Regions from separate parts of the Mus musculus genome. Here region 1 is linked to region 2. Evidence: chromatin loops called from intact Hi-C (ENCODE). Cell type or tissue: heart. All regions are shown on one strand. Each heading gives the region's core, and the rest is flanking DNA. Links, peaks and the distances in the headings are about the cores only.

The links. A loop is a pair of places that touch in the nucleus more often than their neighbours do. Peaks named below come from ENCODE experiments on the same cell type or tissue, not always from the same donor. Only the 100,000 strongest peaks of a DNase experiment are listed, where the experiment ranks them.
Region 1: a loop joins it to region 2, with 1.9 times the contacts of the local background. A loop is called at or near these places in 1 of 42 quality-filtered maps.

What each region holds. Positions count from the first base shown.
Region 1 is chr11:119,665,330-119,680,419 of GRCm38, forward strand. Rptor (regulatory associated protein of MTOR, complex 1) reads left to right here. Exons shown (of 34, transcript NM_028898.3): 3 at 5,949-6,031. Among named protein-coding and RNA genes, the nearest start is that of Rptor, 70 kb to the left of the region's middle. In heart, for the core only: no CTCF peak of the experiment used is centred there; no DNase peak of the experiment used is centred there; H3K27ac peaks cover 1,187 bases.
Region 2 is chr11:119,762,724-119,777,813 of GRCm38, forward strand. All of the region lies in intron 6 of Rptor (regulatory associated protein of MTOR, complex 1), which reads left to right. Among named protein-coding and RNA genes, the nearest start is that of Rptoros, 64 kb to the right of the region's middle. In heart, for the core only: a CTCF peak has its summit at 7,155 (motif pointing left); no DNase peak of the experiment used is centred there.

The DNA.
Region 1 (15,090 bases), core at 4,658-9,657, 98 kb before region 2:
TGTGTGTGTGTGTGTGTGTGTGTGTGTAGGTGTGTGTGTGTGTGTAGGTGTGTGTGTGTGTGTGTGTGTGTAGATGATAGTTGGTAAAGGAGAGAGAGAGAGAGAGAGTGAGAGAGCGAGAGTGAGAGAGCGAGCAGTTCTGCTGTTGCTGATGGGCAGCACCAGCTGTGCCTATGGGACCATGGGCCAGGTCAGCAGACAGCTTCAGTATCCCAGGCTAGGGGTACTTAGGCACATGCCTTCTGCATGACGTTAAGTGTGCAACTCAGAGGGTTTATGCTGAAGATCTAAGATAAGAAAAACATATAGGGGCTGGAGAGATGGCTCAGTGGTTAAGAGCACTGATTGCTCTTCCGTAGGTCCTGAGTTCGAATCCTAGCAACCACATGGTGGCTCACTGCCACCCGTATGTAATGATATCTGACACCCTCTTCTGGTGTGTCTGAAAACAGCTACAGTGTACTTACATATAATAAATCTTTGGGCCAGAGCAAGCAGGGTTGGAGCGAGTGGGGCTGGAGCATGCAGAGGTCCTGAACTCAATTCCCAGAAACCACATGATGGCTCACAACTATGTGTACATCTACAGTGTACTCATATACATAAAAATAAGTCCTTTTTTTTTTTTTTTTAAAGAAAAACATATAAAAGCCAGAAGTTTTACAGTGATGCCAGCTACTTTTCCACCTCTGGTGCCCACCTGCATCACTGCCATCCCAGTTCACTGACACTGGTGGATCACCCAGTAAATCTCTGCTGATGATGTCAGACGATCCTTTCTGTTCTCTTCCTTTCATGGCTCTTCTCCCACTCATTGGCATATTTTTTGGGAGGAAATAAAATTAATTGACCGCAGGGATTTCTAGGAGATCAGAAGTGACAGCCATAGCCTGTTATATGACTGCTTTTTCTGGGAGATGCAGCACGCACATGTGCACACACACACACACACACACACACACACACACAGAGGAGGAGGAGGAGGGGGGGGATGGGGAGAGGGGGGAGAGGAGAGAGGGAGGGGGAGAGAAAACACGAGAACAGCCCTATTCATTCCTGATAGGGAGTCCCATGATAGACCGAAGTATGGAAACCACTAAAATCCAACTGGGTGAGTTAGTGAGTTTTACTGGAATTACTTACAGCAGGAGTATGGGTGAGTTGCTTACAGGCACAGAACTGACTCAGAACTGAGAGTGTCCTTTCCAGGTAGCTCAGCCGCTTGACTTGTCTCAGTCCCCTCCCCCTGCACCCACCTCTCATATGTGTAGCCCTGACTGTCCTAGAACTCATTCTGTACAGCAGGCTGGCCTGCTCCTGCCTCTTGAGTGCTGGGATTAAAGGCTTGCACTACCATGCCCAGCTGTCTGTTTTCTTAACAGCTCCTCTGAGAGTGACTCTCCCTTTACCATTTACTCTGGGGGGAAGAAAAGGCCTAGTGAAGCTGGTCAATTCCAGGGACTCTGAAGCTATTTTGAGTTGTTTACTTTCTGTCGTAAGAATCTTCCCTGGGATATGCAGTGTTTCCCTGTCATGGAAACAGCTACACAACAGACTCACTCAGTCGGTCCCTTCCTATGGCTCAGTGGGTGCCCTGATTGAGGCCAGTGGTGGGAGGTGAGCAGCTGATAGGCTCTCTCTGCTGCAGAGCCCCAGTGGAGCAGTTTTCAACTTGTCAAGATGTGTCAAGACCCCTCTGGGGGGGGGGGGGTCACAGATCCATATTTACATTACAATTCCTAACACTAGTAAAAGTTCAGTTATAAAAAGTAGCAACAAAATTTTATGGTTGGGGGTCACCACAACATGTATTAAGGGGTTGAAGATTAGGCAGGTTTAGAAGCACCTCTGTCTCTGCTGTGTACTGTGTGGTATATGGGGGTGGGTGGGTGGGACAACTGTAGCCTTAGTGGGGAAGAAGTGGAGGGGGGGGTCAGAAGTTCAAGTGAGCAGGGTAGTGTCGGGCCTTCCTTAGAACTGACACCTTCAGACTCCTGCCCTCACTGCACTGATAAAGAGAGGCCAGACAGACTTAGCTTTCTGTAGAGAAAACTGCTTCCCTGTTCTCCATCACAGGTTCCCACCGTCATGGTTGCTGCACAGTGAGGGATGTGGGCGATGCTTCCTAATGTGCTTCCTACTGAGTCTGTGCTTTCCCGTGCTCACCACAGACAGTATAACCTGATGTTTGAAAGGTTCCTCCTTGTTACTGCATAGGTGGCGTCTGATTGTAACCTTCGGGGCTGTGGCTATAGCTGGGATGGTGGAGTTCAGTGCACCAGGTCCTGGATTTGATTTCCAGCACCGAATGGACTGGATTTGGTGACACGGGTCGAATCCCAGGAGAGCCAGAGATTCACGGTTGTTACCAGCTACCTGACGGGTTTTAGGACACGTGAGGTACATGAGACCCCATCTCTTAAAAGTGTTTTTGATATTTAGTAATATAGCCTCTGCCTCTTGCCAGCCTGTGGTCTAGTTAGTCATGGTCTATGGATGGGGGTCCTCAGGATTGTTTTCAGATCCTAGGACTGTCTTCCCACTGAGAAAAGAGAAATGAAGACTGATGTCATATCTTGTGTTGGTCAAAACAGATTTCCCATAGGCCCCTCACACATTTTCACTCAGCCGCATGGTGCCAGGTCCTTCTGAGCTTGAATTGGAGCGTCCAGAACTCCAGCACCTGTGCTTGAGAACGCGTCTGAGATGTGGACACACTGGCTCATAAAGTTCCCTTCCAGATAGAGAATCTGTCACAAAGTCTTGTGATTAATCTTATTAAAAAATTCAAAGTAACACTTATACAGAGAGTCAAATATTGCTAAAAGCCCTGTTAAGGAAAAGCTGCTTCGTCCTTGGCAGAGGAGACTCCTCCTTTCACATAATTATTCTAGGATCCATGTGTTGGGGAGCTGAGGTTACACACAGTGGCACTGGCAGCAAGTCTACCAGGGGGCGGATCTGCGGATGAGAACTCACCCTGGAGTGTAGGGCCTGGGATCTTGTCTGAGGCAAATGCTGGACCACGCACACTGCTCACCAGGGTTTCATCTGCAAGATGGAGTGCATGAGCATTGTGGAAGATGTACAGTGCTTTGAGTGCAGGAGTGGCAAGGCCCACTGGATGCTTGACAGGGCTGATTGCAGCCGACTCTAATGCCTTTCACTGTTTGCATCTTAAAACATGCCCTTCTGCCATCAGAGAGCACCCCTCCCTGTCTGCTGGCAGGATCCCTGACATCTATGCTCTCAGTGCAACACCTTGGGTTCCATGTTTTCCCCATTCCCCACAAGTCTAGCTGGATTGCAGAGTTAAGTTTGTGATTATGAATAAAAACTAAGTAAGAAAAAAAATTACAACTTTTAAAAGACTGTCCCTGTTAAACTAGAAATATATAACAGCTTTCTTAAAGTTCAGTCTCCAAGGATGCTCTTAACATTTTGTAGATGAAACGAGTCTGTGAGAACCCAAGCCATGGGCAGACCTGACCATGCATGGCAGCTTCCAGGAGTGCCTGCAAAGCCGTGTAGGAGCTGAGCTGTTTGCAAGGCCTGCTGTCTCTACCCAAACAAAGACACATACATTCTAGAAAGTGAATGAGGCAGGGTTGTCACTTTACGGAATTCAGCTGACACTGATACACTCTGAGATTTCAAATAAAACATTAGAATTTAGAATCTGTGACTGTGAGTTGGTGGCTTCTTTTTGCTGAAGGCATTCTCTAATGAGATGGTGTTATACCAATGAGTTGTGGATTTGTTTTAAATATCAGGGAATGAAATGTGATTTTTATCACTCAGGAGAGCTAATGTTTTCTAAAGGGCCTATGCTTTGATTCAATCAGGAATCTGAGTGACCAGACCCTAAAGGTTCTTGTCCCCAGTTGATTTTTGATCAGTCAGTAAAGATACCAGGGACCAATGGCTGGGCAAAGGGAGATAGGGTGGGACCCTGAGAGTTGCCCGGGGAGGAGATGGAGAAATCACTGTGAAGCAGTGAGATATGGATGGATTTACGAGCTGAAGGAGATAAAGCCAACCAGCCATTTAAGATGTTGGGTAAGTGGCCACTTCCCCGATGGTACCTAGGGTAGCAGGCAGAGGGTTAGAAGTGCTGAGCCATTGAGCTAGATGATATATTAAACATAAGCTACTGTGTGTGTGTGTGTGTGTGTGTGTGTGTGTGTGTGTGTCTGTCTGTCTGTCTGTCTGTCTTTCATTCGTCAATCCAAAGGTTCCCTGGGAAGGTGTCTGGAAGCGCTAAAAACAAACTTCTGCAGTCAGTGCCTCGGGGCACAAAGCCACCTTTGGGGAAAAGACCCATCTTGGGTGCTACCAGGCCAGCTCTTCATTGCTGTGCTGCAGACACCACATAGCAAGTAATGGCAAAGAGATGTCATAGCAGCAAGAAGAGCCATGGCAACTAAGTTCCTGCTTAAAGCCTCCTCTCCCTACTGTGAGTGAGTGAGTGTGAGTGAGTGTGAGTGAGTGCTGCCACTTTGTGTGCATCAACTGCATCCACAGACGTCAGAGGATGGGGTGAGGGGACACAGCCCCAGGCAGAGTCCTGCTGCCGTGTGTTAAGTCACACGCTGGAGACAGTCACGTTCTTCTCACTAAACTCTGTATAGATGAGGATGGCCTTGAACTTCTGGTCCTCCCGCCTCTGCCTCCTGACTGCTGGGATTTCAGGAATATACCGATGTGCCTGGTTCCCCCTCCCTCCCTTTCTCCCTCCCTTCCTCCCTCCCTCCCTGTCTCCCTCCCTTATAAAGGACAACATGTAATTGGGGCTGGCTTGCACATGCCTGGTTTTGCTGTAGCGTTGACGATGGAACCCAGGGCTGCATGCATGCTGGGCGAGGCACTCTACCAACTGAGCTACATCTTTAGCTTGCTCTCACTAAGCTTTTGGAGAGATCATAATTTTCATGTTTAGACATAGTGGGTTTATCATATTTAGTTTAAATAATTACTTTATATACATTGAGTGTTTCACTCAGATGTATGTCTGTGCATGCATGTCTGTTGCTGGAGGTCAGAACAGGCACTGGGTCCCCTAGAACTGCAGCTCTGGCGGTTGTGAGTTGTGGTGAGGGTGCTAGGAATTGGACAAAGCTTCTGTAGCAGAACAACACATGCACTTGACTGTAAGCCATCTTCCCAGCTCTAGCTTGTTATATTTAAATGAATAAATAAAGGCGAAATAATTTTTCCTATAAACACTCCTTTTCTCCCTTACTTGCTCACTCTCTATGTAGTACAGACTGGCCTTGAACTTGTGATCCTCTTGCCAGACTCTCATATTCTAATGTTGTATATATCAATAGACAAAAGCTCTGTGGGGTCATCAGATGTTTAAAGACTGGCAAGGGGTCCTGACACAGATAGGTGTGAGAACTGCAGTCTGAGTGTTGTTAGCATAGAAGCTATTTGATGACTAAGCAGCACTCTAAGGGTGTCTTTGTGTGTTGTGCCAGCCATTTTTCTTGTGTGTGTAGTAACATTACAATCGAGGTGAAAATGATTGAGTGTTGCTCTTGGTCCTTCCCTCTATCAGTCCCTCCGTCCCTCTGTCCCTCCCTGCTGCCCTCCCTCTTTCCCTCCCTCCCTCCCTCCCTCCCTCCCTCCCTCCCTCCTTCACAGCCATCTCTGCACAAGGAGGGTTGCAGTTTTAATATGGTAGTAGCATAGCCAGGCCTTTCTGACAGTCTGAACAGCAGCAGAAGTGAAGAGCAGGAAAGATGGCCGGTGCCGCATAGTGGGAAGTGGTTGCCCTGCTGCCTTTTAGTGCGCAAGCAGGAGCAGCCTTCCTGGGCCGTGGTATCAGGTCTGCTTCTGGTTAAGCACAGATAAAACAGGCGTATCTGGGTGTGTATCTTGTCAAAGGGGACTTCCCCAGCGGAGAGCGTGTGTGGTTACTGAGCTTCTCTTTGTTGCCTCTACAGATCCTCTGTCTATGGGCCCTCAGAAAGCTCTGGAAACCATCGGTGCAAACCTACAGAAGCAGTATGAGAACTGGCAGCCAAGGGTAAGCCTTCTCCATTTGCCCTTCCTTTCAGTCATGGGTTGTGTGGTTTGAACTTGAGAGAGCAGTCTGGCTTCATCTCAGATCATCCAGTAAGAGCCTGCTCCTCCAGGCCTCTGTCACTGTCACTGTCAGCCTTTCCAGTGCAGTCAGTGGAGCTTGCGTGCTGCATCCAGGGTTCTGGTTATTTGGTGTAACTTTCCCCAAACTTTTAGAAAAGGTGTTCTTTATGGTACTCTTAAATCAAGGTTTTAATTTTGCATAGAAAATGAATTTTCAATAAATTTTCTACAGCATCTGCTAGATAGAGCTTTTCTGCCGTAAGCGTTCACATGTGGGGAAAGAGCGCCCAGCATTCAAAAGGGAGACACCTATTGTGAGTTCAGCTTTCATACAGAAGGTGAGGTTCCTCTTAGACTATGTGCCTTTGTTGCTTGTCTCTCAGAGTTTTTGCAGTGTGGGGTTTAAGGTCACACTGTCCAGGAGCAGTGTGGGATGGTTTTCACCGTCACACTGTCCACGAGTGACCTGAAGCCCATGTTCCTTTACCTTCCTCACTAACTGCTTTGGTGATTTAGTAAATTTAATGGGAAATTAGAATTTTGAGGTGTTGAAATAAATGCCTGAGTGTTCACCCTTGTGTGAAGTCAGGCAGGGTGAGCAAGCAGGTGACCCCGGCTGTGTGCCTGTGACTTTGTTTGACCCCCCCTCCCCCCCTTATGCTATAAGTAGAAGGGAAGCAAAGGATTCTTAGACCCTCACCACTTAACTCTTGCCTACCCAGGAGGCTGACTTGTGAACCGTTTATCCCCTATCAAGTCCATCCAGGAGTCTCTCGTACATTATTTGCATTCTTCAAGTAAGAGAATAGCCATGAATCAGACACCTGCTGTGGGCTTGAGCAGTGCTCTTGGTAGTTTATGCTGTAGTGTTTGCCTGTGAGGTGTCTTAAGTGTTGGGGGAGATTTCTTGGGTCTTTGTGCTTTACATTTGGGCTTTTCTTTTGAAGGCAGGTCCTCAGGGTTGTTTTGACACTTGTTGTAAAGCTTTGCCTTTGAAATCTGTTATTTTTGGGGTTTACAAGAAAATTCCAGAGAGTGTAGTGCATTTGGCAGTTGGGTGGGGATTGGAGAGTTACTGAGTGTATTAGTAGTTGAAGATGCTGGTGTTCCAAAGAAAGAATATCTTCTTTGAAGTTTTTGCAGGTGCCCAGTGTGTCAGCTGGTGGGCTAGCACTGGAGGGAGCATGTGTGGAGTGACATTTCTTGCTTCTGTGATATGCATGGAGAGGACATAAATTTGACTCAGCTGCGCCAACCTTTGCTAGGTCTTTTTTATACTTTTGTTTATTTGTTGAGGGTACAATGTACATTCAGATCTTCCAGTTGTATGTTTATAGAGTATTACTGAATAATAACAAAAAGAAATAAAAAGGAAAGAATAAGTCTGGTCCTGGTTTTTGGCACCAAATGAACGTGTAAAAGAAATGAAAGGAAAAGGAAGGGGACACGATTATTCCTAGGTCAGTGTAGAGGAAGTTTATCATAGGTAAATGTGCACAGAGAGAGGCAGGGGTGTGGGAGCTCACAGGCAGAGTCAGGGACAGCTGGGAGTTCACAGTGGACTCACCAGACTGAGCTGTGCCGTGTGCAGGGTGAGAGAGGGAGAGAGAAACCAGGTGCAGCTATCAGGAGGCCCAAACGTCACAAAGAGGGCATATAACCAAAATGGTTGGATTACATGGGGAAGAACAGCCCAGGCCTCTGGGCTGGAGAGTTCAGGGTAGGGGTCTAGGTATGCCTGCCTGAAGCAGGTAGAGACTAAGGGAGGTAGAGAGAACCTGGTGGCCAATGTCAGCTTTGATATGTAAAATAGGCACCTCAGCCATTTGTCCCAGGTTAGAAACCTAAGTTACCAGATTGCTTCAGATTTCTGACGTTCTTTCTCAGTGAGTCTTGTGCTGCTCCATGGTTGTTCTCTTTTAGAGAATTAGTCTGTGGGGGAGTGGTCTTCCTGGTTAACTTTAAAGATTTCAGCACATTAGTCATGTGTAGTGTGTGTGTGTGTGTGTGTGTATCTGTCTGTCTGTCTGTCTGCTTTGGGTTATTATTCATATAGTTTGGCATGATATTAGGTGTTAGCTAGTGCACACTAGCAGACAGTGAGCAGAATCTTTCAGATCCTCAGGATCTTCTTCTAGGACCCTTCCCCCTCTTCCCCCTCCCCTTTCCCCCTCTCCCTCCTCCCCCTCCCCTCCTCCTCCCTCTCTCCCTTTCCCTTTCTTTCCTTTTGAGACAGGATTTCTCTGTATAGCCCTGGCTGTCCTGGAACTCACTCTGTAGACCAGGCTGGCCTCCAACTCAGAGAGAGCCACTTGCCTCTGCCTCCACTTATTGATATTAAAGGAATGTGCCACCATACCCAGCTTGTTTCTTTTTTCTTGAAACTATTTTTTGTGTCTGGGTGTTTTGCCTGCATGTAGTCCCCTTTGAAGCCTGAAGATGGCAGTGGATTCCCTGAATCCTGGTTGTGAGCAGCTGTGTGGGTGCTGGGGATGGAACCTCAGTCCTCTGGTCTTCCACTGAGCCAGCTCTCTAGTTCTTTTAAAATCTAAATCTCTGTCCTAGAGTAAATCTGTTCCACGGCATTGTGACTTAAGGCAGGTCACATTTACATGCAGTAAATGACCTGGACAGAATGATAATGTGAGTCTCGTTTAGGAAGAAGCAGTAGAGGATCCACACTGGAAAAGTGGGTGCAGTCTTCCAGTGGTTTCAGGTCAGGGAGACTTGGTTAGAGATAGCAAGGGTTAGAGACACCAAAGAGTTTGAGGTGAGCACAGTTTCAAGACAATAGGATGCTTAGGAAAAGATGGTATAAGGTGAGAGATGGGGTTCTGGTTGGCTACCCCCGTACAGTGGAACTTCAGCTTAGCGAGAAGCTGTGTGTCAAACATCTTTCTCCATATCCAGGAAGCCACACTATAGCCATAAATACTAATTTCTTCTTGAATGCCAGAACTGATGAATTCATTTACACGTGCTAAAAATGTCTCAGAATTTCCTGATATGAACCATTAGTGGGATGTCTCCATTTTAGAAACAAGCCTAAGGTAACAGTTGTCACCAGTATGCCTCTGACTGGCTGGAGAACATGCGGGGATGTACTTACTGTAAAGAGCTTGGTGTGCATAGAGCGCTTTCCTGCTTAGATACTCTCATATGGCTGAGGGCAGAGTAAGGAGGCCTGATATCCATGAGAGCCTCTTAGTAGGTGCAGACTTCATGCTGAGAGGAAATTTGCACAGAACAGCTCAGATGTGTGATCCCCAACTGTAAATCAGGATCCTTTGAAACATTGCAAAGCTAAACATGCACCACTTTATTGTCCTCTACAGAGCTCTTGTATTTCTGCAGTAATAAAGAGAGGTTGATGTGCCATCTGCAACAAAACAATAGGGATGTTATTAAATTCCAAGACCTCTGATGGAAAGACCCTGGATTCAGTTTTCTCTTCCTCCGTATGCTTTATTGCACCACTCACAGAGGTCGGGTAGTCTGCAGTGAGGTCATTCCGTTCATGTTTGCTGAAGTCACTGTGGCCTGGACATTGGTGTGGGTGGGAACAAACAGCAGTGTTAATCTCCACAGCAGAAGGAGCAGAGACCTGACTGCACCCTAAGGAGCCAGGGTGCCTGGCATGCTGCCCATTGCATTGCTTGTGCCCAGCTGCCACATTTTCTCATTTTCTAGCTGTGATTATTCAAAATCAGATACTTTGATAAAGGTGAATTTGGTTCAGTAAAGAATTTAGAGAAGCCATTGTGATTTTATTTCCAGAGGCTGCCAGACTCTGTATTAGGCCGTATTTCCTTGCCTGGCTGATTGATAGTTTATCGGTTTGCACTGGTGGAATGTCTGTTCCTAGTTACATTTAAGACTTTCCTTATTACCTTTAGGTAATAGACTTTAGCTTTGCAGGAGAGCAAAGGGAAAATGCCAGCCGTGGTTTCTGTTGAAAATTCACCAGTAAAGCCCTCTTATGTCATGATGAGCCTCAAGAGGAAGTCTTATGGGAGCTGAGAGCAAAGGCTTTTGGGCTTTTAGGAGTTTGCCTGACAGATTGAGGTGCTGGCAGTTTAGCACAAGATGCAAGTTTAGGAGCTGAGGTAGCTGACATGGAGCACTCGCCAGGTCTCCTTTACCTAAAGCATGGAGTGGGAGGCACTCTGCTGGGGTAGGTCCCAGCTCTCCTGTGGCTCCCAGGTAGGTTCTGTGGGAGTCATTACCGTTTACTGTGGGAGGTAAGGAGGGTTGGTGCACCTGTAACAGTTGGCAGGGAGCTGAGGTGACCACTGAACGGGCCTGTTTGCCAGGCAAGGGGACAGGCTTTTCGCTGTGAGTGCACATAACTGTAGGAGCTCTTTCTCATCTTGGCCAGCAGGAATGAATGGCAAAGGCTCTGTGCAGTCACCGTGGCGTTTCAGGGAGCTGAGTGGTCAGTAGGAGCCACACACTCCTGTTTCCCGAGGCTGCAGTCAGCAGGTCTTAAATCTTAGCTCCTCTGCAGTGCATTCTTGTATCTGTCACAGTGGATTTGTAGTCAACGAATGAAACATGTTTTTATAGATCTTCTCAACAAGCAGTGGACTTGGGAAGTGGGGTCTCTCTCCAGCAAAGCAAGGCTCCTGGGCACACTCCTCCTCTGAAGAGCAGCCATCTTAGCTTTGTGATCGGGTTGTACACTTGGACTGCACACATGCCTTGTTAGCTGCTTTCTAGGAAGTAGAGCTGACGTGGCCAGGGACAGACACATTTCTTTCTGTTGGGTTTACAGGCTTGTCCTGTGGGGTTTAGGCACAGGTGTTTGCAGAGCCTAGTGTTTATGTGCACGTCCGTACTTCTGGGTTGCAGGGGCTGGACCTATGTGCCTCCTCCCTTAAGCAGGCTAGCTGCAGGTTGTTGGGAAGCCTGAGGGGTCAAGCATGGAGTACTGCTCCAGCTCTCTCTCTCCTTCCCTGCTGCCTACACCCTCAGAGCCCTCGAGAGGGGCTTGGGGTCCTACTAGCCTCTTCTCTGGACTGCTCCTGGTTCCTGTGTCAGAAGGCTCTACATGCTTGCTCTGCTCTAAGGGAGGAGCGGGGTGGGACGGATGGTGCTAGTGCTCCTCCTCACCCCACCCTAGTGTTCTCTATGGGATTTACAGTGGGATGTGCTGCACACCAGTACTGGTGCAAGTCAGTGTGCTCTGCCTTACTCGGGAGCGCGTCAGAGTTGCATGTGGACAACCTGAAAAGAAGCGAGTGGAGCTCAGGGGTGGAGTGGGGGTGCTCAGAGATCACTGTGGAGTAGCCTGCCTTGAACTAGTAGTGGTGGCTCTCAGCTTGGGACAATCACATTTTGATAGAACAGTACTGCCCATCTGGACACAGCACTATCATGGCATCGATGTCACTCCTTTGTAGGCTGCCCCTATGTCATGACTGTGCTATCCTCCTGACTTCCTCTGCTGGCAGCCTTCTCTTTCCTCCAAAATAGCTGGATTCTCTGTGGAGCCAGAGCTTGGGCATGATCCACCTGTCTGTGTTTCTGTGACAAACTGCAAGTGAGGGCTCCTAGCCACGGGCAGAATTGTAGCTGAATGACTCATACTGACATGATTCAAACTCTTGTGTGATGCGCTTTGCCCCTGATCTCATTAAATTTGTAAGATGGTGTAGATGTGTCTTGTGGCAGTCTTGGGGTTAACCATTGTGTTGTGATAGTCTCCCTTAGCTGCTTCCTGCCCAGATGTTAGCAACTGTCCCCAAGACAAACATTTTGCATGTTTTTCTGCTCTGGCCATAATCTTGTACCAGCCTGTTTCCCCTCCTCTTTCCTCTCTTCTTGCCTGACAGCCTTTCCATGCAGCATGTTCAGGGACAATTCCGATGGATGCTCTTCAGCCGAAAGGCTTATTAGTCAGCCCTGCCCACGCACTTCCTGTCTTGCCCTGTCCCCAAAGGCCACGGTGTTACAACAGCCCTCTGGATGTGGAACTTAGATCTAAAACCAGTTCCAAACTTGCAAACCTAAGCTGCCATTTTAGCTAATGAGAGCACAAAGGAGTCGCCATCTCTTGACTACCCATTCTTTTGAAAGCTTACACATACTTTAGAGAAAGGTAGGTTGTGGAGATGCGTCTGCTTTCACCTGCAGGATGTATCATGCTGTGTGACTAGAGTGCTGTGGGACTCCAGCTTTCTTGAAAGTGGCGTTATTTGCAGTCCCTGTGTCAAAGGCTCGCTCTCAGAGGCAGTGGGAAGGGTGAGTGGTGCACAGAGTAGGTTCCAGCCGTCCACCACTGCTCCTCCTCTCCCTCCCTTGCTGTGCTGCATCAGGCTCTGAGGATTGCCCTCGGCCTTGCTGTCTCTGCCTTGGTGAGAGGGCAGGTAGCTTAGCGGCTGTGGAGAGACTCTTGGCTTTGGTCTGGCCAGATTTAACAGTGACATTCTTTAGCCCTTTACCCTGACTTCAAGTGCTACTGCTTCATTCTTCTCAGACTGAAAATGGAAGTTGAAGCTGGGGTGGGCATGGTGGTGTAGACCTTTTATCCCAGTACTTGGGAGGCAAAGGCAAGGGGCATCTCTTGAGTTGGAACCTAGCCTGGTCTACAGAGTGGGCTGAGGACAGCCAGGGCTGCACAGAGAAACCCTGTTTGGGAACAAACAAACAGACAAACGGTAAGTGGAGGGCTGATGGGAATAATATTGAGCAGGTCAGCCCCAGCACCCAGAGGGTCCTTGATGCCCAGCCTTCTTCCTGAGTGGTCCCCAAGCCACACTAGGACACACACGCTGCCACTCTGAAACTTTCTACCCCAGAGAGTTCCTTCATACCTACCCTCCTCATCCTGCTTGCTGTCTCCCTGTCTCTAGTATTGTCTGAAGAGCAAGCACCTCTCCACCTCTGCTGCTCATCTTGTAAAGAGGGCTCAGTCCTTTCCTCATAGCCTCCCAAGGATCTCTCTCACCACTCTGCCCTCCCGATGAGGTCAGCGTTTCTGTTTGACAGATTTTGACAAAGAAACCATGCTTGCTGAAGACTGAATCTATAACTCACCCAGCCTCTGGCACCTATGCCTTTATTACTTGGGTGGGCTTTGGAACCTGCGGCTGTGCTTGAGAATGCCTGGTCACATGGTGCTGGTACAGGTGTCATGGTATAACTGGAGCTGCTGACAGTCAGGAAGCAGAAGGCAGGGAAGGCTGAGTTTGAGAGTGCCAAAGGGAGTCCCCATATGCTCACTGCACGCCACTGTGAAAGCTGTAAAGTTATTCCCCAGCTGAACAAGAACTTGCTGAGTGGGGGAGTTGTGCAGTGATTCGGAGGGAATGGTTCTGAACGCTTCCCATGTTATTTGACTTCACTTTGTAAAAGATCCACATGTCACGGAGGTGCCTGCACACCTGGTTGGTCACCATAGCATCAGGACCTCCTTGTGTAGTTGAATTCAATGGAGACATTGAAAATAATTGGAATAAAATTCACATAATATGCCGGGCAGTGGTGGCGCACACCTTTAATCCCAGCACTTGGGAAGCAGAGGCAGGCGGATTTCTGAGTTCGAGGACAGCCAGGGCTACACAGAGAAACCCTGTCTCAAAAAACAAAAAACAAAACAAAACAAAACAAAAACAAAAAAAAAAAAAAAGAAAAAAGAAAAAAAGAAATTCACACAACATCAAACCCACACTTATTTATTTTGATGTGTGTATAGATGTCTTCCTTAGTCACTTTTCACTTGATATTTTTATTTATTTTGGGACAGGGTCTCTTCATTGAATTTAGGAAGATGGCTCAGTATATAAGGTATTCTCTGTGTGAGTGTGGATGTGATTTTAAACCCCTAGAACCCAAGTCAAAGCTGTGTGTGCTTGTGTGTGCCTATAACTTTAGTACTGTAAGAAGCAGGGCTGGAGAGGCCCTGCTTCAGGGGAATGAAGTAGAGAGTGACAGAGCAGGACACTTGACATCCTCCTCTGGCATCTGTGTGCAACCTCACACACATACACACAGAGGCAGAGCCGCAGAGCCACAGAGCCACAGAGCCACAGTTACACAGGCACACAGGCACACTCTTGCACATAATACACAGGTATATGGACTTGTACTGCTGTTCGAATGGTGCAGTGACCTGAAAGCACTTTGCCTTGCCGTGTGGCTTCACTGTCATAGGCTGTAGCTCCACGTATATGTAAACCTGGAAGACATATACATGGACATATACGTGGATGAAGCCAGCAGAACACTTCTTCACCTGCCTGAGCATTCTGCTTCTCCTGTGTTCTGCCCTATTTAGGATCATGGTCCTACAACTTGAAGATGTTTGCTTAGAACTGTTTGAAAACTTCTTGAAAGGGTCTGCCCCTTCCGACCTTCATCTGCCTCTTCTTTTTCGGATCTAGTTGGAGCTTGAGAGACTTCCTCATGCCCACTTGTCTCTTAGATTTTTGTCCTGACTGGGCTTTTGATCTGCCTTCTAGCATGGTTCCGGGCTGGTTGGGTGTTAAGTCTGCTGCGTGCTTGGAGATTGCTCCTCCACTGGAGCACATCCATAGCCCACACAGACACTTCTGAGATGGAGACACCGTTCCCGTTCACCCTGGCTGACACTGCTGTCGTGTTGCATGTTATAGTTAGCTGGCCATGAGGCCTGCCTATGGAGGCTGAGTTCTGAGTCTCAGTGTGAGCTTTAGAACCTGTGACTGAGAAGAGACTAGGCCACATAGAGGACACTACTCCGTTCATACTGTGCCCACGGTGCAGCCATGGGTGACAGGACACGGGGAGCTGTTCAGTAGAGTGGTGGAGTGGCCAGGCAGCCCGGGGAGCTTCTTCTCATTTTTGTAAGGATTATAAACATCTGAATTTAGCTTTCATTGAATAGCTTTTAATGAGTACCAGGTAGAAAGAAATCCCACATGAGAAGGCATCTGGCAACATTAGTTTCCTTAGCCATACATAAATCAATGCTCCTTGCACCTCAGAAGTGTCCTGCACGACCCAAGGCACCTTAGATTT
Region 2 (15,090 bases), core at 4,883-9,882:
TTGTTTGATTGGTTTTTATTTAGCTTGTTATTGTTGTTAATATTGAGACAGAGCGTTGCCAACCTCAGGAACCTGCAGTCTTGCCTTGGCCTCCTGCATGCTGGGCTACAGCAATGTGCCATCATGTCCTGCAACTTGAAGTAACAAATGTTCAGGCTGAATTCATTGAAAGCACATGAGCAGCAAGTGCAGCTCAGGCTTTAGTGAGAAATGGAGATAGAGAAAAGGTCAGGGAAGGGTGCAGCCAATAACAAAATCTCAGCCAAAGTTCTGAGTGCAGAGCTGCTTAGCACCCCATGCTGCCTCCACAGTAACGAGTTAGGGTTTGCAGCCCGAGGGAGCCTGTCTCCTGGACCTCGTGCTCTCTGAGACTCTGCTCTGCTGACGGTGTCGTAGCACTGTAGCATCTCAGCCTCTGAGTCATCTCCGGGGCCCACTGTTTCTTAAGTGTAACTGAAGGAAAAGTTAAGATTTGGGTAACAATCACAGCTGTGATTTACTGAGCATCGGTTGCACAACTGCACGCCCAGCGTGTGCACAGTATTCCCACAAGCCTGTGAAGGCTGTGCCAACACTAGCTCTTACCTGCAGGCTGCTCCCAAGGGAACTCGTAGGCAGGATTCAGGAACTAGTGCCCGGACTCAGAGCTGACATTCTGACCTCCACCTGTGCTGCTTCTGTGGGTACTGGTGACACCCTCCCTGGTGTCTTTGATACCAGTGACACCCTCCCTGGTGTCTTTGGTACTGGTGACACCCTCCCTGGTGTCTTTTGTACTGGTGACACCCTCCCTGGTGTCTTTGACACCAGTGACACCCTCCCTGGTGTCTTTGATACCAGTGACACCCTCCCTGGTGTCTTTGGTACTGGTGACACCCTCCCTGGTGTCTTTTGTACTGGTGACACCCTCCCTGGTGTCTTTGATACCAGTGACACCCTCCCTGGTGTCTTTGGTACCGGTGACACCCTCCCTGGTGTCTTTTGTACTGGTGACACCCTCCCTGGTGTCTTTGATACCAGTGACACCTTCCCTGGTGTCTTTGGTACCGGTGACACCCTCCCTGGTGTCTTTGGTACTGGTGACACCCTCCCTGGTGTCTTTGCTGGTGTGTTTTCCTGCTGTCATTGCGGTGGTGCTTTGGAAGGAGCCAAGACCTCTGCTTGCTTAATCCATACCTTCATTGAGGGCGTGGGGCCTGTGTAACATGTGAGGCAAACACCATGGTCAGTGGAGAAAGCCTCCATCTGCAGGTGAAGAGGCAGATTGCTGTAGTCTACTACAATACTGGAAGCCTGGCCAACCAGCCAGAAGAAATGGAGAGAAGCAGTAAGAGAGACATTAAGATCTGGGTGCAGCACAGTCCCCTTGTCTCACTGTTTCAGGATGTACATGTCACCTGAGTGCCTGCAAGTCCAAAGCCAGTTCATTTCTGTCCCTGGCAACACTGTTCTCCTCCTCAGAAGCCATAGACATGGCAGAGAGGGCATTCGGAGCCTTTCCTATCGGAAGAGAAGCAAACACCATTCCTGGCTTGGGATTTAGTGGTTGCGCAGGCTGAGCCCCCAAACAGGAAAGGTGCACATCACACCCTATTCAGACCACACTGGAAGGACAGACATTGTGGAAAGCTGGAAGAAAAAACCAAAGAAACAGTAGGCAGTCATATTGCCAAACAGGAAGCCAAAGTAATATATGTGGGAGTATGGGGAAGACAGGGAAGCCCCTGAGACTGACTGCCCTCTACAGCAGGGCACCGGAACCTCAGAGAATTGAAATCAGAATTGTTTTATTTTTCTAACTACTACCTTGTAGCCATTAAGATTCAGAAGTACTTGGGAATAAATATAACAAATATAATAAAATGCATGCAAGGCCTGAGCTCACAAATCTGAATTATCACAGAGATTAAAGATGAGGCAGAAAATGGCTCTGTAAAGATGGAAAGACCCAGCTCTATGTGTGTGCCTTTGTGTGAGACAGGTTAACATGGAGGTTAGGCAGGCTTTAAGTTACTGGCAGTGCTCAGTGCCCAAGTGTAGAGATTGCAGATATGTTCTTACCATATCCAGCCAAAATTCAGTATTCTTAAACGTTAATTTTCTCCAACTTGATCTTTGCTGTCCCAGTCAAAGTCTTGGCTTTAAACCTTACATAGAAGCACAGAGGGCATGGTGAGGACAGTTTGGACTCAGCGTAAAGCCATTGTCACAAGACAGTCATGCCGTGTACACACTGCACAAAGGTGCCTAAATGGTTTCATGGGGAAGGACTGTTTTTCAAGAATTGGTGGTAGAAGCTGTATATGGAGAAGAAAAAAAAAAAATCAAAGACAGAGACTACCTTGCACCTCACTTACGCCTTACGGAACAGTTAACCCTGTTCTTCCTCTGAGAGCCAGGGAGAGCTAGAAGGCTGGATGAAATGGGGTTTCCACCCTTACAGCAAGTTATTGGTAACAGCTGCTGCTGGACCAAGAGCAGCTGCACCACTGCACGCTGTGAGGATGATGGTGGGTCTCCATTATATTAAACTCAGGAAGGCTAGCCAGGGACCAGAGGACGCAAAGGTAAGGCAGCCGCAGCTGTGATGGGATCAGGCGTGCATGCATGTGTTCACACACACACTCTCAGATGTGCACATGCACATTCATGCTCACACACTCATACACTACACACACACACACACACACACACGCACAAGATTGTCTCCAGATGCAGTAAGGGGCAATGGGATGTCATCTGTGTGGACTGTGGGGACGACAGAAGCTTAACAGTACTGCTGCAAACTGAAGTCTCAAACTGGTTTATTTTATCGTATGCAAATTGTATCTCATTAAAGTTGATTTAAGTGTTTTTAAATGTAGAATGTTGAGTGAAAAAATAAGAAACAGTATTAGATTTATAGTGCATTACTTTTTATTAAACACAAATATTGTGCAGTACTAGTCATGTAAATGTATGCATATATATCTGAGTGAAGAAACAGCATACAGGTCACAGACCTCACGGGACCACTGGAGAGGACTCTCTGGTTTGAGACTTTCAGTGTCCAGAACTGAGAGTCAGTGCAGGTGTGCTGGTAGGACCTGGAGGTGTCTTTGAGCTATGTACACACAGGAGAGGACATGGACATTTCTTCTGGTCACCCATGTAGGTGAAACAGTAGACAGGAAAGTAGCAGCATTTTTAAAGCCCAGCGTCTTTCACATCTACTCAGCTCTCACAAGGCCCAGTTTGGGGCCCAGTAGTGGAAGCAGCAGTAGTAGCCTCCAGGCCGCTGCTTCTGTAGGGACTGCGCTGACGCAGCTTTAGGACCCGTGTCCTTTGCAGTGTGTGCTGTTTCTCCAGAGATGTGTAGTGAGTGAATGTTTTATCTACAGAACAGGTGTCTTTGACTTCTGACTCCTGACTTGTGGTGATTTTCTTTTGGCTCACACTCCTCTCCTATGCTAATCTAAAATGGAACACAGTGTGCGGGTCATTCTCGGTGAGCAGTGTAGTGCAATGGAGTCCTGTCAGTGCCGACTGCCTAGCACCTGAGGTTGCATGAGTATGGCTGAAGGGCAGCATGTGGCCAGAACACACTCCTCTATCTACAGGAGCATGTACAAAAGAGATTGTGGTTGCGTGCAGCTCAGCTCACAGTAGGGTTTTCACTGTACTGTGACTGTGTGGGACTCTAGGAGAGCAGCTCCCTCCCCACACCCCCCCCCCATCCTCCTGTCTGGCTTCAGACAATGGCAGAACAACTTACTGTCTGCTTAGGATACAAACCATCATCACCTTGTTTCAAATTAGTTCCGGTGCTTGTTGGAAATTGTGCCGCAAAGCAGCTAAATGATCTCATGCTTAGGGAACAGTCGCTCCTGGGCTGTTACCTGCCGGTGTGTATCTTTAATGTGCTTCTGCTCGTCTGACTTATGTGCACGTAGTGTGCCTAGGCTGACACCTGTTATCAGCGATATTGCCGAGTTCCATTAAAGTACATTGATGTTTGCAGCTCTGTATTCAGTCATGGACACTTGTGTCAGTGAATAGTCAGGGGTACTTTTCTGGTGGTGGCTGTAGAAGCTGCCTCATTTCCTTTCACATACACTGCATTGAGGTGCCTCTCAGATGACATCTATGGCATGCCAGGACTGTGCTGTCACATAGGACCTGTGCAGATGGTGGCACAGCACCGCTCCGTTGTTTTTTGTTTTGTTTTGTTTTTGTTCTGAATGTATCCTGCAGACAATGATCCTCTGTTTTCCTGACTTCTTGCTATTCATACTACTGATGCCCCTGTTCGTGACACAGAACAGGCTTAAATAGGCTTCAAAAGCCACTTCCATGCACCATGTGGCTAGTGCCACAGTCACACTAGCCCTTGCTTTTGTTAGCCTTTGTCTCCATTATCCATGAGGTAATGTCTCTGTGTTGCAAGTAGCCTGCAGAGTATGCAAATGATAAGGATTTATGAGTCCAAGTGGTTGTCTGCTGGGATTGGGGACTTAATGGAGAGGGACACGCTTCTATCAGTCCTTTGGCAATAAGCAGGGAGAGAGCACAGTGTCTTCTCTGTTGGGGCTTCCTGTGATGGAGAGCTTGTCCTAGAAGGGGCAGTTGGAGGAGGGTGTTCTGAGTAGATGTTCCTATCCTGGCCATGGGCCTGAAGTCAAGCTTAGAGGATAGAGACAACTTAGTGCAGCCGGACCTTTGAGTGAGGGCAGACATGGTCCCCACAACCCAAGAAACAGGGTGCAGCCCCTGAGCATGACTAAATTATATCACACGTATGCCCCTGTATGTTCACCTGCCATCCCTACATACAAGAGAAGCTGATTTATCAATAATAGAAATGTATTGCTGTCAGTCTGGAGGCAGGAAGCCCAAGGTCCAGGTGCTAGCAGATGTTCTCTGCAGTCTAGAGTGTTGAAAGCTAGAGATGTAGTCTAGGGCGGATGAGCAGTGCCCTCCTCGCACAGTGTGGGAAGCATGCGGTGGGAACCACGGCTGGTGCAGTAGGCTCTGCCAGAGCATGAGCAGCATGTCGGGACTGAAGAGGCCAGACACTGTATGGCTCTTTAAGAAGCCATGCTGCTGTGCTGTTGGCTCGGAGCAGCTGAGATAAGGGGGCCTCTGTCCACCTCAGGCTCAAAGGAGACTCCTTGCTGGGAAAGCTGAAGAGGCAAAAAGCATCTTAGCCTCTGCTTCACAGGAGTGAGCACCACGGGCTGCTTGGGCATCACACACAGTTCAAGGCAGGAAAGCACTCCATTAGGAGCATGTTACCCTCATCCATATGCACTCTCCTGGAGTAAAGAAGCTAAGCAATGAGAAAGAGAAATAGGGCAAATGAATGAAGTGTAAATTAAAAGCTATCTCCCTGGCATAAGGTAGCAGGGGTGGGTGTGTGGTGCAGACCACACATTGCGACTGCCTTGTGAGGAGTCGCTTTCACGGGAGGGTCTGTTTGGGACTCTTCCTGGTCATTTGGCATAAGAACTGCCAGAGTAGGAACAAGATGCTCGCTCCTGGGCTCTCTAGCATTTACCTCACAATACTTACGGACCTTAAGGAGCCTGCTCAAGAGTACGTCCCTAGATCCTAAGCCCTGAGCCAAAGTTGGTACCTATCACCGATTGTTTTTATGTATGTATCCATGTGTGTTTGTGTGTATGTGTCTTTGTCTGTGTGTCCACATGTGTCCACATATATCTGTGTCTGTGAGTGTTCGTGAGTGTGTGTGTCTGTATGTTTTGAACCCTGAGCTTCATGCATGGCAGAAGTGCAGTCTACCGCTCAGCTACTTCAGCTCAGGATCAGCTACCAGCCCCTGCTGCTGATTCTTAAGTAAACATAAACCCTTGCCTTCAGTCCTCCCTCTTGCCCTAGTCCTGGATCTCCCCAAGGTCTAGCTGGTGACGCTGTTTGGCTCTGGAGCCATCCTTCCTGCCCTGACCCTTCTATGGGCTCTTGGCTCTCCTCCAATGGTGGACATGCAGCTCCCACCTGAGTCCTCTCAGCATCACTTCCTTCTCCTGCGTCATTGCCCCCAGGCCGGAATGTCAGCCAAAGACTCACCATCTCATTTCTAGCTGTCTCTTCACTGATGAGGAGTGAGTGCAGGAGAGAAATTAATTGTGTTGGGTTTCCCTTATATACCAAATTAAGGCCTTTTGTTTAATCGATATAATTCTGGTTTTAAATATCTGTTATCTTCATTTTATGGGTTAAAACAGCTGGATATAGCCAGGCGGTGGTGGCGCACACTTTTAATCTCAGCACTTGGGAGGCAGAGGCAGGCGGATTTCTGAGTTCAAGGCCAGCCTAGTCTACAGAGTGAGTTCCAGGACAGCCAGGGCTACACAGAGAAACCCTGTCTGGAAAAAACAAACAAAAAACAAAAAAGTCAACAACAACAACAACAACAAAAAAACCCAGCTGGATATGAGAAGTTAGCCACTGTGTCCTCCAATTGGACAGTGGCAAAGCTGGGATTTGAACCCAGGACTCTCTGGACTTTCAGGACTGGTCATCATCATTACTCTGCTGTAATAATTTCATCTTTGCACTTGGTAACACGCCATTCCTAGTAGCAGAACCCTCTAGCATGGTGTTATCAGGCACAGAGGATCTGTCACAGATCTCTACTGTCAGAGACTGTGGCATTTTGAGCTGTATGGGGATGAGGTTACCTGGCTGAAACTGGGCCCTATTCATGGCTCCTGCTGTTGCAGCTTCACCACAGTTTGTCACCAGCACCCCTCAGGGGGACTGCTGGAGGCACTTTAGGTAAGAGGTGCTGCAGTCCGGTCTGACTTCTGCATCTCTAGCACCAGGCTTTAGTATGTGTGCTTGTGGGGAGCAGTATATTCTGTGAGTGCATGGAGAGGCAGGCCTTTCATGGGTCGCTTTTGCTTTCTTACTTCCATGCCTGTTGTTAGCCTGGAAGCTTGTTGGAAAGCACCTCCCTTTATTTTGATTTATGCCTATGCCTCCCTCCAAGGTAAGCCAATGGGGCCTCTATACACTGAGGACTGATCAGACCACTAACTACTACTGGCCAGAGTTGGAACCGAACACTTAGTGCTGTGGCCTCTGACAACTGGGTTCTGCTGTGTGGTAGGAACTTGTGCCTTTAGAATTCCATTGTGCAGCCGAGCTCTCCTCAGGCTGCCCCTGGTGGCCAGGGAAGGTAGCCTTCCCTGCACGATGCTGCCTTGCTGTGTATCCTTCCTTGCTTGTCCACCTCTCCTGTGAAGGGACACTGATGGTGGTCTGTTAGAAGGAACCGATGTTGGTCTGGCTCTGGGAGTCTGAGTGGTCTCTGGTCCATTTTTCCCCTTGGGTGAGTCAGTTTCTCTGCAGCCCTGTAAGGATGGTGCTCTCTTCCCAGCAGTAGAGGCAGTGCAGCTGCCCTGGAAGTACTGTGGAAGGGGGCTGTGAGGTCTGTGTCGGCCAGTATGTATTAATAGTGCAACACACTGTAATTTACAAGGGACTTCCCACATGGCTTCACATGCACCTTTGCTAGTAACCAGGACCAGTCAAAGCAGCCATAACTCAGGGCACATGACTGTGTGATTGACTGGGGACCAGGTGCTTAATATGCCCAGTGTTGTAGCCTGACTTATAGCTGAGTTCACAGCAGTCCTTGACACATGCTCATACCAAAAGTACACATTCACTCGGACTCCATCAGCTCCTTACACGTTCATTCAGAGGTTCCTTTGCTCCCGCAGGCTTATTCCTCATCACCTGTTTTCCTGGCCTCTGTTTCTGCTTAAGGCCCCTAGTTTACGTCTCAGGTTCCTTAAGACTGCAGCAGATCACAGAGAAGGTGCTCTCTTCCCACTGAGCCTGGCTCCTTCCTCTGCATTGTGCACCTGAGTGCCGCCAGCAACCATGGGGCTATGTGAGAGAGGGCAGCAGCATGCGCGCGCACACATACACACACACACCCGAACACAGGCACGCACTCACACATGCACACACACACCATCAGGTAGGCTCCAGAAGAGCCTTCCTTTCCTTCCATTACTGTGTGATATTCTAATAGTGAGCGGTAGGGAGGAACCTCTGAAAGGAATGAGCTCAGTCCCTGCTATTGTCTCATGGTGTCTGTCTGTCTGTTTTTCCATTGTGCAGCAGAGCTCTCCTCAGGCTGCCCCTGGTGCCCACACACTACATAATTCACGTAAGCAGAATCCATACATGTTTTGAATTGTGCTTCCAGGTTAAAGACAGCCACTTGCTATTATCACCCAGCCCTTTATTTTCAGGTTTAATATTCTATCCAGTGTTTCTGGGGGACAAAGCCCTTGTGCTGCTTCTCTGAGCACAGCGCCTCTCCTTGTTCTGGACACACTCACATGAGACTAGCATGCCAGAGAGTGGAGCTCCTGACCTCTGCTGTTCTGAAACTGGGAAGTGAGACCGCTCCATACTTATCACACATACAAACGTGTCATTTTCAGCACCCCCAGCCTTACCTTCAAGGAGAAACAGTCCCACTGCAGACTGTGATAAGCAGACTGTGGGCTGTGCATGATCTGAGAGTTTTGTGGCCTACAGTGTGTAAATCGCTGTGAGAAAGGTCTGTCCTTCCCTACCAGTGTGCTCACCTTCTTCCAGAAGCCTCAGGCACTTAGTGGAGGAGTACACCTGATGCTGAAGCCACGGACCAGGAACACAGCAGAGGAACCCTGGCAGCCTCTCCGCCTGCTGGAGGTGGACAAGACTGTGTACCGCACATGCTGCACAACTGAATCTGCATTTAAGTTTAATTGGAAACTAGTCTGACCCTGCCTACTTCAAGAACATCAGGAATTGGTTGCTTTGTCACAGCACTTCCCCACCTCCCATCCCAGGACTGTTTCTGCTGCTGATGATAAAAGTGAGCATAACCGCCCATGAAGAGCGCAGACCTCTGTCCACTGCCTACCCAGCCATGGCTGAAGTTCTCACTTGCTCAAGGAAGCTTGTTCTCTGATAAGTTCCCCTTGCCTCTAGCTGGACTTTCCTACAGAATCCTAGACCTAGTCATGACTATCATCATGTCCATCTGCTTTTGTTAGGACAGTGTGCTTACGGCCGTGAAACAGCCAGAGTGTCTGGTACCTGTCAACTGTATGGTCCATTGAGAAGATGATGTTAGTGTCAGATGTGTCCTGGAATGGGCAGGAGAGGAATGTGTATAAAGTCAGAGATGGGGTCTTACCTGGGCCCCCTCACTTAGCCGTTTGCTCGGTTCTATAGTTCCTCTGAGCATTGACATTCTCTGCTAGAGTAACAATGACAGATGTAAACTGCCAGTCACAAATGGCAGGCCGGCAGGCCAGCTTCTGTACTCCCAACCTAAAGGCACCGTTGTGGAGGACACTAGGATACGCCTTCATGTAGAAGACTTAGGCATAGACACCTTAAGAACGGAAGATATAAACAGGGTCCCTTCGGGGCTAGAAGACTCCAATGCAGACTGAGAACTGACATCTGTGGTTGCCCTGAGCTGGTGGAGAAGCTGGCAGGTGGAGAATGGATGTTTGCTTCTTGTTTTAGTTTATTTTTAATTGAGAAATGTTTTCATTAATTAACTTTGAATTGGCAAGTAAGAACACTGCTTTGTCTTTGGTCATACATCTTGGGTCCCACCTTTTGCCTCTCCTCTAACACAGATCATCTTCCTCTGCTTGGTTTAAATCAGATTGAACTTTTTCAGAAAGGGCCCTGCTTATAGATGGGTTCATGTGCTTGCATGAGCCAGGACCTCAGCATTGTCCGGCTTGTTCTACACTTCTGGATCCTCCTATCCCAAGTTCTGAGCTTGATGATTCTGAGACACGCGCACACACACACACACACACTCTCTCTCTCTCACACTCTCCCTCTCCCACACTCTCTCCCTCTCCCTCTCCCTCTCCCTCTCCCTCTCCCTCTCCCTCTCCCTCTCCCTCTCCCTCTCCCTCTCCCTCTCCCTCTCCCTCTCCCTCTCCCTCTCAGAAGAGGAACGCAGAACAGCTGAGAAAAACACTTGGTGTTTTCTGGGAGACTCGTGTGAAGTCTATCCCAAGATGGAAATGTGAGATTAGCTTAGCTATGAGTGGATGAAGACTTGGACAGCCCACCTGACTGTCCCAGCCTCAGCACTCAGGATTTTCCTTGTAGACATCGCCCATAACATTAGCAGAGGAAGGGAGAGCATCTGTCTGCATCTCCTGCCCTGATCTCTGCAAGTGCGGCCCTTGCTTTGTGTGGGGGAGGGAGTGCATGGTCCCCAGCCTGCTTGCAAGTCATCCCAGCCAGTTTCTTTTCTCACTGTACTTTGGATGAGAGTCAGGCCTTGGCTTTGGACCACTAGTCGTGTGGCAGTTTCAGAGTGACATCATCTCAGCCCCTGTATGAGGGAGCCCCTCATGCCATGCTGCTCAGCAGACACAAGGCCAGTCTGACTCTGGTCCAGGCTTCTCTTGGCTGCCACTGAGTGGTAAGTGGTGTGAGCATGTGCTGCTTGGTGCCCGCTGTCTGGTTTGTCCATGTGATCTCCAGCCTTCTGATTATGACAGTCCTAGAAGAACTTTGAGCCATCTTAACTCAGAAGAGCAGATCAGATGGCAAAAAGAAAGTGATGGACTGATCACAGCAAATTATGTTCTGAGTACTTGGTTCTTTGGGATTTAAAAGAATCATTTTTTTAAACAAGTTTTAGGGCCCATCTGAAACTTTTTCCATAAAGCCACCCTCCCTCCTAGTCAGAGGTAGATGATGGCACACCCGTCTCTATAAATACCAAGTGCACTATGGGATCTGGGCCTGTCTGCTGTGTCCCATCAGTGTGCAGTCAAGAGCATTGCCCTAACTGAGGCGCTGTGAGGGGCAGAGTTCCGCAGACTTCTGCTCCTCTGACTGTGGGTCCTTCCTACACTTCCTAGTCTGTGTCCACGCACAGTGTACACATGCTGCATGGGACTTGCTCACCAGGTGTAAGTCAGACTGAAGAGTGAGGAGCCTGAAGCCGTCACAGACTCGGGGGCAGTTCTGCCCTGCCATATCGGATCCTGTCACGTGGGAGTGTACCATGAGGCGAGATGTGTTCTGCCTGTGCGTTCAAAGTTTCCTCCAAGAAGAAGGTGCTTTCATAGGAAGGAGGGTTGGTTTCTTCCAAGACAGTAGCTCTTGGTAGCCCCAGGGAAACGGCAGGGAGGCAAAGGATACACCTTTGATAGTTTGCACCCTTATGATAGCACTGAAAGATTTTCCTCCCATCAGCTGCCTGTTTTGACTGTCTTTTTTTTTAAATTGGGGGACAGATTTTAGCCATTTGAAACAGTGTGAGAGAAAGCCTGTGACAGACAGTATGGAGTCTCGGAAGTTGCACCCCTGCTGCTTGCTCCTTCTCAGTCTCTGGCTGGGGCTCTGGCCCAGGACGGAGAGGTCTATGCAGGTCAGAGGAGTGGCTCATCTCTGTCTTCTGGCTTACTTGATTGTGCAGCAGAGAGAGCACCTGAGATAGCAAGTTCTTGTGTCTAATCCTAGCTGCAGGCCTAGCTGTGGCCAATGGGAAGCCATTCTGTAAAGTCAAAAGTAACAGGAAAGGTTTGTGAATTAGCATCAAGGGAAAAATAAGAACAGTTTAAAGATCTTACATGGTGGGTCCTTGGTGACAGGGTCTTACTCTCCACCCCAAACTGTACTCACTATGTTACCTAGGCTGGTATTGAGCTGTCAGCCTAGCTTCCTGAAAGCTTGGGTTACAGGAGTAATCCCCTCTATCCAGCTGGTTGGCAGTGTGTATTTGTTTATTTACTGTGTATTGGTGTTTTGCCTACAAATATGTCTAGTGCACCACTTGCATGCCTAGTGTCCCTGGATCCCTGGGACTTGTAATTACTGATGGTTGTAAGCTAACATGTGGATGTTGGGAGTCGAACCCTCAGCCTCTGGAAGAGGAGCACGTTCTCTTAGCCATCTCTCCAGCCAGGTTTTATTTTTGAGTCTGTGATTAGGCGCTCAGTGTGTGGGTCCAAGACACAGCTCTGCTTTGCCACCCTCAGCAGCCTTCCCTGTGACTTTTAGGGGACTTAGGCCAGTCTGAAATTTGTAGCTTTGATGCTGGGAAGAATTTCAGGACCAGCTAGAACAATGATGTAGAGCTGGAAGTTACACTAAAGACATTTTAATGTGATCTTAAGTCTGAGGGTTTGGAGAAAACGAAACACTTAAGGGAGAAAGACCATACCTAAGAGTGTGGCTTTGAGCCTCTGAGAAAATAAGGCATACCCAAGTTCGGCTGAGCTCTTTAAGGAGGTGCAGATGACTAATATTGGCTACACATACCAGTTAAGTCTCTGAGGTTGCTAAGGAACCTTTGGTGTCTTTTGTCTAGTATTTGATATGTGCGACTGCTCTAGTAATGCCTTGAATGGGATTATAATGGCGGGGTGAGATCTGGAGCCACTGGGTCTGCACAAGGTGCTTAGCTCGTGTTCTTTCCTCATCATGAGGCTTCTAGTGAGACTTCTAGCAAATGTCAGGTTTGCAGCTGGAAGGGGACTTGCCTCAGCAACTGTCCAAGGTGCTGGAGTTCCTGCTGCACTGCTGATGAGTAGTTTCAACTGGACCTAGAGTGAGGGCTCCTTCCCCTGCTCATGTCCCCCAGATTTCCCTACCTTTCCATTTTGCCCCGTTTTATGACCGCTTTTCTGTAAATGGAACAGAAGAGAGGGTTTTATAGGCAGAGGAGAGCTGCAGAGAGCAGAAACAAAAAAACAAAAATGAGTCAGAGTTCCTTGTGAGGCAGGAAATAGAAAAAGGATTGGTTAGCCTCAGGTCACCTCTGCTGTAAGGATTAAAGCAGGCTGGAACCTGATTGTTGGTGGCAGGCTGCAGCTGGCCTGCTGTGGGAAGTGATGTTTCCTCCTGCTGGTTCCTAGAAGGCTGGGTAAACAGCTCAGGTTCTGACTGTTGAGCAAGGCTCCATTTTTTGATGCTTAGCCTGGTTTGGGTAGCTACTTGGTTCAAAGCAGTGGCTCCCAGTAAAGCTGCCACAGAGGAGTCCTCTCAGCTGGTCTCTGTGCCATCCCCCTACATTTGGGCTTCAGCAGACTTTTTTTTAGTTTGCATTTGTTTTTCTTTAGAAGACAACACATCTCACAGAGCTTCCTCATCAAAGCATTTCTCTATCCCTTTCACCTCTGCCCTCTGACTCCAGAGTCATCCACAGCTGTGTTCCCTATGGTTCTTGATGGCCACCCATCTGAAGCTCAGCCAGTCATCTGAAGCTCTATATGCCCTAGAACACTTCTGCCTTCACACTTATGTGGTAGTTTGGCTGGGTATAAAATGCGGGTTCTGAGTTTTCTCCTGCTTAATCTGCTTATTTCTTTGAAAGTGGTGGTTCTGAAAGCTTCCTGTTTGGGTTTTTGTTGTTGTTGATGATGATGTTGATGATGATTTTGTTTGTTTGTTTGTTCATTTTGTCTTTGTATGATTTAGTTGTTGTTGAAACTGACCTTGCTATGCTGTCCAAGCTGGCTTTGAATTCTTGGCTTACAATCTCCCTGCCTCAACCTCCCAGATGGCAGTCAGGAGCTTCACTCTGTGTTCCTCACTTACAGGTGTCCTCCATTTGTAGAACAGGCATGCCTCTTATTTCATGCTAAGAAATAAACCCTCACCTGAGACAGGGCAACAACCAGCACACAGAGAGCAGGGAGCAGCTTTCAACTATTTGGTTATTTCGTTTTATCTAATATTTTCCATAGGCTTTCACTTTGTGTTTATTTTGTTTAATATTTTCTACAGGCTTTTGCTGTGTAACCCATACAGGCCTGGAGCTTGCAATGACCCTTCTGTCTGGGCTCCTAAGGCTCTGGTTTACAGGTGTGAGCCACTGTACCTGGCCAGTTGTAATGGGTTATTTGAGTCTTTGTTTTTTGTTATTTGTTTGTTTGTTTGTTTGTTTTAAGGCAGTGTTTCTGCATAGCCCTGGCTGTCCTGGAATTTGTTATGCAAAATGGGCTGGCCTGTAACTCACAGAGATCTGCCTGCCTCCGACTCCTAGGCCATTGTGCCTAGCGCTGAGGCGTTTCGTTTCTTCAGTGTCTGCCTAGTCCTTTGCCTTCATTGTCCGGAAACACCCTCACCCAGTGTAGAAGGAAAAAGGTGTGCCAGGTGAGGCAGCTATTATTTCTGGAGAACTGATACTGTTGGTGAAGGAACTTTGTGGGTTCAGTGCTGACTTAAGCATGCTTCTAGTGACCCATAGCCTCATTAGAGTTGCCCAATGGCCGTCCTTTAATTCCATGTCTATGAGAACTGTGCCTTTTCACTATTCTAAAAATGCTAATCTCACAGTCAGTAGGCAAATTCGTTTTTTATAACCGTAAAGTGTCTCTCACTTCCAGAGTCTGTTTCGGTATTTCCTCTGGCTTCTAACACTGTGCCATTCATTCTGGAAGAACCAATGCAAAGCACTGCAGAGGCCACTCACTTGGGATGGGTGGGCGGCGTGATGGGTAAGCTCGGTTGTGGGACTTGACCTCATTGGCTTTGTTCCTTGCTCCAGAGTCACTCTTGATCCTGGAATAGGGTTTGTGTGACTAAGGCAGCACCCCTCTGGAGCCCACTGAGAGCCCTGGGCTTTATGGGGCCTTGCTCTGCTTTCTTGGCGCAAGAGACACTGCATTCTCCAATTAATAGTTTCAGCCTCACGTTGCCACAGGGATCCTCAGAGTCACATCCTGCCTGTAGTTGGTGAGTCAGCCAGCGTGAGAGGAAGGTTTGGCTCCCTGCAGTCTAAGGTTATTTCTTGCAATTTCCTGGCAGCCTTCAGTGCTGATCTCTGATCTCCACCCCAGGGAGACTTCAGCTACAGGCCCCATATGTTGTTTGAATGTGTAGCCCAACAGGTTGTAGGCCTTCCAGTTTCTCGTCTGTTTGCTTTTTGGAATTACCAAGTGATCATTTTTAATATTTTTGTCTGGAGTTTATTATTGCTATTGGCAAGAGAATTAGTCCATTACAAATGATTCTGTCATTACTGGACTCCAGACATCCCAGTCAATAAATCCATTATGGATGAGAAGAAAAAATAATGAGGACTGTGGC